Regions from separate parts of the Homo sapiens genome. Here region 1 is linked to region 2. A link is a contact called in ENCODE Hi-C or POLR2A ChIA-PET data. All regions are on one chromosome and are shown on one strand. The core of a region is the stretch at or near the end of the contact, and the rest is flanking DNA. Distances in the headings are between cores, read along the strand shown.

Region 1 (3,326 bases), core at 169-2,668, 130 kb before region 2:
TAGTTTCCGTTACCAGTTAAAAAGTTTAGAAACCCAGCTGGGTGCGGTGGCTCACGCCTGTAATCCCAGCACTTTGGGAGGCCAAGGCGGGCGGATCACGAGGTCAGGAGACCGAAACCATCCTGGCTAACAAGGTGAAACCCTGTCTCTACTAAAAATACAAAAAAAATTAGCTGGGCATGGTGGTAAGCGCCTGTAGTCCCAGCTACTCGGGAGGCTGAGGCAGGAGAATGGCGTGAACCCGGGAGGCGGAGCTTGCAGTGAGCCGAGATCGCGCCACTGCACTCCAGCCTGGGCAACAGAGTGAGACGCCGTCTCAAAAAAAAAAACAAGTTTAGAAACCCAACTCAAGGTAGCTTAAACAAAAGGAGGGATATATTAAAGAACAGCAACAGTGTCTCAGGGAAGCCAGGGGGAGGAACAGAGCTGGGCTTGAAACTGGGAGGGCGATTTCTCCATCCCCATTGCCGGTTTTCTTTATACTGTTTGTGACCCAGTCCATGTTGTGGAACACAGCTGCCGACTACTCCTGAAATTTGTGAAATTGACTTCTGTAGTCTGGCATCTCAAGGGTGACTCATCTCTCAGTGCCAACACGCCTCAGGTAAGGACTCAGGAACTGGCTTGAGCCAGGAGTCCACTCCTGGACCAATCAGCTATGGCCAGGGTGGAATTGAGTCACACTCCACCTCCTAGTTGTTCTTAAGTAAGGATGGGGGCTGGGCACGGTGGCTCAGGCCTTCAATGCCAGCACTTTGGGAGTCCGAGGTGGGCGGATCACGTGAGATCAGGAGTTCGAGACCAGCCTGGCCAACGTGGTGAAACCCCTTCTCTAATAAAAATATAAAAATTAGCCGAGTGTGGTGGCAGGCGCCTGTAGTCCCAGCTACTCGGGAGGCTGAGGCAGGAGAATCACTTGAACCCAGGAGGCGAAGCTTGCAGAGAGCCGAGATCATGCCACTGCACTCCAGCCTGTGTGACGGAGTGAGATGTTGTCTCAAAAAAAAAAAAAAAAAAAAAGTAAGGATGGGGCTCTGGGCAGGGAGAAATAATTCTCAAAGAGGGGAATGAGGGAAGAGTAAACAAAGGATCTAAGTTGCCAGAAAACCAGAAACTAAAGAATGAATGTACCTAGAAGCAAGCTCAGAATTTAGCTCTGAGCTTTGTGGTAGCCAAAGCTTTAAAAAAAAGAAAAAAAAGGAAAGAAAGAAAACAACGAATAAGCATCTGAGTTCTGATTGGCTAATAAAATAAGGCACAGCAGATCACGAGGAGAGAGAAGCATTTTCTTCCATGAAAGCTGAGAGGACATTCTTTAGGTTTCTATGTGGAAGGGGACTAAGAAATACAATAAATGACTCATTCAGCAACAGTTGAATTTAGATTTCTGAGATGATTAAGTTTTTCACAATGTGTGGGGAGTCCCTCCTGGTGAATTCTGAAAGTAGAGGGGACATTATTAAATTTCAGTGCAAGGGTAGGCAGGGTGTGTTTGAGGGGGAACCAAAGTCATGCTCATTATGTTTTCTTTCGATGACCTCATTGGCTCTTGGAGACCTCAGTGCCGTGGTAAAAAACTCAGGGTTTACCTACAGGACTGGGGAGAGGGGTGTGGAGTGGGTTGGGTGTGAGGAAAACATCAGGATAAAGGGCAGCTGACAATCCATCTCTGTCAGCAGGGGGAACTTGAGAAATAGCTGCTCCTTGGTGGTAGCCAAGTGGTGCCTCTTGGGCCTAATGATATTCTACCAGGAACTGGAAAGTCTGGACTATTAAAACATGACTGTTGACAATGAATTTAAATTCCAAGAGCCAAACAAAACGTGGTGAGGGTGAATGTAGCCCTCGGCCATGGGCGTGCAGGCCCCACCCCTCTGGCGTTGCAAGGACTGGGTAGCCTGTGTTCATATGAGCTTCCTGGAACACAGATGGCTCTGCCAGGCTCTTGGCCAGAACTGGGCACAGTGAGAGCCCCAAGTGCAGAAATTCTGTGTCCTGTAGAGCCAAGAATGCCACACCTCTTACTCCTTTCCTTCTTTTTCTTTTTCTATTTTTTTTTTCCAGACAGGATCTCACTCTGGGGTGCAGTGCATGATCACAGCCCACTGCAGCCTGGACCTCCCAGGCTTAAGCGATCCTCCCACCTTAACCTCATGAGTAGCTGGGGCAACAGGCATGTGCCACCATGCCTGGCTAATATATATATATATATTTTTTGAGACAGAGTCTCCCTCTGTTGCCAGGCTAGAGTGCAGTGGTGCGATCCCAGCTCACTGCAACCTCTGCCTCCCGGGTTCAAGAGATTCCCCTGCCTCAGCCTCCTGAGTAGCTGGGAATACAGGCACATGCCACCATGCTTGGCTAATTTTTTGTATTTTTTAGTAGAGACGGGGTTTCACCATGTTGGCCAGGATGGTCTCGATCTCTTGACCTCGTGATCCGCCCACCTCGGCCTCCCAAAGTACTGAGATTACAGGTGTGAGCCACCACGCCCGGCCAAATTTTTAAAAAAATCTTTAGTAGAGATGAGGCCTCTCCCTATGTTGACCAAGCCAGTCTTGAACTCCGGAGCTCAAGCAATCCTCCCGTTTTGGCCTCCCAAAGTGCTGGGATTACAGGTGGCATGGGTGACAGCACCCTCCCTCCCTTCCTCCCTTCCTCCCTTCCTCTCTCTTTCTTCCTCCCTCCCTCCTTCCCTCCCTTCTCCTTTCTCCCTTCTCTCTCTCCTTCCTTCCTTCCTTCCTTCCTTCCTTCCTTCCTTCCTTCCTCCTTCCTTCCTTCCTGTTGGGCCCCAGGTATCCAATGATGAGTAAAACAGGCCCTCCATTCTCTCAGGGAGTTTACATTCCAGTTAGGGAGCCAGACTTTCACAACTAATTACACAGTGAAGTGGTTCATCCAAGTTGTAAGATGTGCCAGGAGGGGAGCCTGCCGAAAGCCACCTTAGAGTGCTTACAAGGGAATCTGATCAAGTCTATGTTTAGGAAAATTCCCCGAGGAAATGACTTAAGCCGAGATCTTAAGGAGAATAAGGGAGGGTTGTGATTCCAGACAAAGCAGGCTGCTGTGACTGCTGTGAATTGGGAAGGAACTTGTCACTTGTCACTTGTCACCGGAGGGCAGAGTTACCAGATGGGGCTGGGGACCGAGGAAGGAGCCAGGCAGATTTTGTTAGCCATGTTGAAGATTTAGAACTCAAGCAAACTTATCCAAAACTTAGAAATATGGCAGAAAGGAAGACTGCAGTTTCTTTCCACGTCGGCTTAGAGCATTATTTGCCAGGCCTGCCCAAGGATTAGTTAATTCTATATGGGAATTGTACCTTG
Region 2 (3,328 bases), core at 723-3,222:
TGCCTGTCATTCTCTGCCAGGGAGCTTGCTTTGGCCAGGAGCATGCCTGTGGGAGTGGGGTGGGCAGGCCAGGATGCTGGGGCATTGATGCCTCCAGGAGAGGCCCTGGACCAACACCAGACAGGGGTCTGTGGGCAAATACACCAGTTTCTTCATTCCTTAGGTGGGACAATTCTGACTCCTTTTCTAGACTATCTCAAGGTGTAGGGGAGCCCAGCCTAAGTTAAACTGATACATCCCTGCGTCCAGTCATTGTCATTTCTCACCTGGCTTCCTGTCTGGCTGCGCTCTAGTCCATTCTACAGCTGAAGGAGTTTTCTTTTCTTTTTTTTTTTTTTTGAGACAGAGTTTCGCTCTTTTGCCCAGGATGGAGTGCAATGGCACCATGATCTCGGCTCACTGCAAGCTCCGCCTCCCAGGTTCACGCCCTTCTCTTGCCTCAGCCTCCTGAGTAGCTGGGACTACAGGCACCCACCACCACGCCTGGCTAATTTCTTTGTATTTTTTTTAGTAGAGACGGGGTTTCACCATGTTAGCCAGCATGGTCCTGATCTCCTGACCTCGTGATCTGCCTGCCTCGGCCTCCCAGAGTGCTGGGATTACAGGCGTGAGCCATTGCGCCCGGCCAGGAGTTTTCTAAAATGCAAAATTGGCTGGGCGTGGTGGCTCATGCCTGTAATTCCAGCACTTTGGGAGGCTGAGGCGGGTGCATCACTTGAGCCAGGAGTTTGAGACCAACCTGGGCAACCTAGGGAGACCCCGTCTCTACTAAAAATACAAAAAAAATTAGCTGGGTGTGGTGGCATGCACCTGTCATCCCAACTACTCGAGAGGCTGAGGCACAAGAATCGCTTGAACCCAGGAGGCGGAAGTTGCAGTGAGCCGAGATCATACCACTGCACTCCAGCCTGGGTGACAGAGCGAGTCTCCGTCTCAAAAATACATAAGTAAATTAATTTAAAAATAATAAAATAAAATGCAAAATTAATCATTTCCCTCCTCTGCTCCCTATTGCTTTTAGGCAGTGTTTGAACCCCTTACATGGATGACAAAACACCCTGTTAGTCCCTTAGCAGGGTTGCTCGGCCAGCTGTCTCCTCCATCCCCTGCTCCCTTCTCTCACACACAACTCCAGCCATATGCAATCATCGGAAATTGTCCTACGTGCAATGCTTGCCTTCAACCCAGGCCATTGCTGTGCTGTTCCCATCTCCTGGAATCTTCTCCCCCTTTCTCCTTTCCCAGTACCTTGGCCCATCCCATGCTGACTTCTGTCTTCAGGCCTCCTTCCTCTAGAAAGCCTTCCTGACCTCAGGCAGGGTTAGAGTCCATCTCTCCTTGCATCCACAGAACTTTACTCTTGCCCTCCTCACCCTGGGGCAGAGCTGTCTCCTTATCTGCCCTTCCTTCTTGAGCCGTGGCTTTCAGCCCTGGTTGCACGTTAGAAACATGTGGAAGCCTTTACAAAATGCAGATACCTTGGCCCCACCATGGACTAATCACATCGGAATCTCTGCGGGTGGGGCCTAGTATAGGCTTTTCTTAAAAGCTCCCCGAGTGATCCCAATGTGCAAAACCACATTCTGATAGTATGATCTCACGAAGGCAGAGGCTGGGTTTTATTTATTTCATCTTCAGTTCCTGGTACATAGTAGGAGGTCCCTGATAAATGTTGGCTGTGGATATGAATGACAGCTACTGACATGCTGTCATCCTTCTGTGTCAGGTGCTGTTCCAAAGCAATCAATGAATAAACGAAAGAATAAATAAGTGAGTGAATGAATGTATCAGTGAATGAATGAATGAATGAATAAAAGGCCCACCCACATGCAGCTGGGAACTAGAGGCTCCAAAAAAATGTCTGTCCCTCGAGATGTCTAATTGTCTAAAGGCAGTGAATAGCCTCTTGCCAAACTCCTAGCAGAGATTAAGTAGTCATCCAGCCCTGGGGCACGACCGTGGGTGGTCACTGCTGAGCTGCCAAGTCACCAGCAAGCAGGAGCAGCGGCAGCCACAAAACTGGAAACTGGAGTTGGGAGATGGGGGCTGGGAATTCAGCTAGGAAGGAGCCAACGGGCTCCTTATTTAGGAAGGAATTTGTTTTGGTGTTGCGGGTGCGGGGGTTAAAATTCATTGTTTCTGAGGTTGCTGTGAAGAGTTGGGTCCAACCCAGCAGCATGGGGTTGGAGCAGGGTAATTGGAGGTTGCAGGGCCTGGATTTGCAGCTCTCCTCCCAATGAAAATACACTGGAAAGCAAAACAGAGAGGCTGGAAAATCGTCTCCCAGCGTCACCGGCAAGAATGAAAATATATGGCTTAATAAAAATGGCTGATTCAATTTCAAACAAGTGGCTCATACCCACCTCTAAATAGCTGCTGTTAAAATGCAGACTATAGCCCTGTTTTAAATGAGGCCTAAGGTAGGGAGGAAAAAGGCCTCTCTGCAGGGAGGGGCATGGATCTTTGCTGAGGCCTATTTCAGTCTGAAGTTTTTAAATGGAGTCAAATCAAGGTATTGATGTTGCTTTAATTTTTTTTCCTGTCCGCACAAAGTAGGCTCTAAATGGCATTAGCTGTAATGAGGTAACCCTCTATGCTCCCCGGGGTGGGCACCTGAGCAGGGGCCCCCACAGGACTGCCTGCCGCCCTGGGGTGCTTCACGGGGAAGGGCCACCTCCCTTTGTTCTGTCTCCATGGCCAGAATGAACCCAGGCGGAGTCCAGTGGCATTCAGAGCTGCCCCCAACCCAGCTGCCAGTTCCCTGTTATCTGAATTGAAGAGGTCAGAGGTTAAGTGAGAGATCAGAGTCCCCGGGTCAGGGAAAGAAAAACAAATCCCCGGGGCCTCCGCTGTGCTCTTGAAGCGTGTAGGCCGTGCCCTCCGGTGCAGATGGGGGAATATTTTATACCAGGCCCTGTCCTTTTCTGTTACCATGTAAATTGACTGACTTTTTTTCTTTAACCGAGTTAGGGGAATTTCATGGAGGGGAAAAAAAGGATTGCATGGGCATTTGAATTTTTGCTGAAGACCAAGAGTAGCAACTCCAGTTCTGGCCTCAGCTTCATGACAGGAAGCCGTCGTTGACTGTGGGCCTGTTTTCCTCTTTTCAAACAAGTCCAAGAGGTGATAAGGTAAAAAGGGGTCGAGACACTCATGAATGTATTCAGAAACTAGGTGATCGCACCTGCTATCATGGAGAAGGGAGGCACATTTAAAAGCTTGTTATTGGCTTGGCATGGTGGCTCACGCCTGTAATCCCAGCACTTTGGGAAGCCGAGGCAGGCGGATCATCTGAGGTCAGGAGTTTGAGGCAAGTCTGGCCAACATG

What was found. Hi-C counts contacts between places; a loop is a spot of excess contacts on that map. ChIA-PET counts read pairs that join two places held with the same protein, here RNA polymerase II (POLR2A). Pooled maps may share reads with other maps.
Region 1: a map of PC-9 shows a loop between it and region 2 (4-fold over the local background). The contact joins two enhancer-like sites. A Hi-C loop is called at or near these places in 1 of 168 maps with a recorded cell type or tissue (PC-9), 2 of 37 single-sample maps with no recorded cell type and 3 of 50 pooled maps. POLR2A ChIA-PET finds 5 or more read pairs at or near these places in 3 of 52 experiments (A673, Caco-2 and activated B cell).

What each region holds. Positions count from the first base shown.
Region 1 is chr3:72,721,588-72,724,913 of GRCh38, reverse strand. No RefSeq gene overlaps it. Among named protein-coding and RNA genes, the nearest start is that of SHQ1, 130 kb to the left of the region's middle. Within about 2 kb of position 1,418, at least 6 of the 41 ENCODE cell types and tissues checked have a DNase peak (open chromatin) inside an H3K27ac peak, as active enhancers do; they include PC-9, where a contact is called at or near this core.
Region 2 is chr3:72,590,400-72,593,727 of GRCh38, reverse strand. All of the region lies in intron 10 of LOC105377161 (a long non-coding RNA gene), which reads left to right. Among named protein-coding and RNA genes, the nearest start is that of RYBP, 150 kb to the right of the region's middle. RefSeq lists an enhancer at 2,341-3,168. Within about 2 kb of position 1,972, at least 12 of the 41 ENCODE cell types and tissues checked have a DNase peak (open chromatin) inside an H3K27ac peak, as active enhancers do; they include PC-9, where a contact is called at or near this core.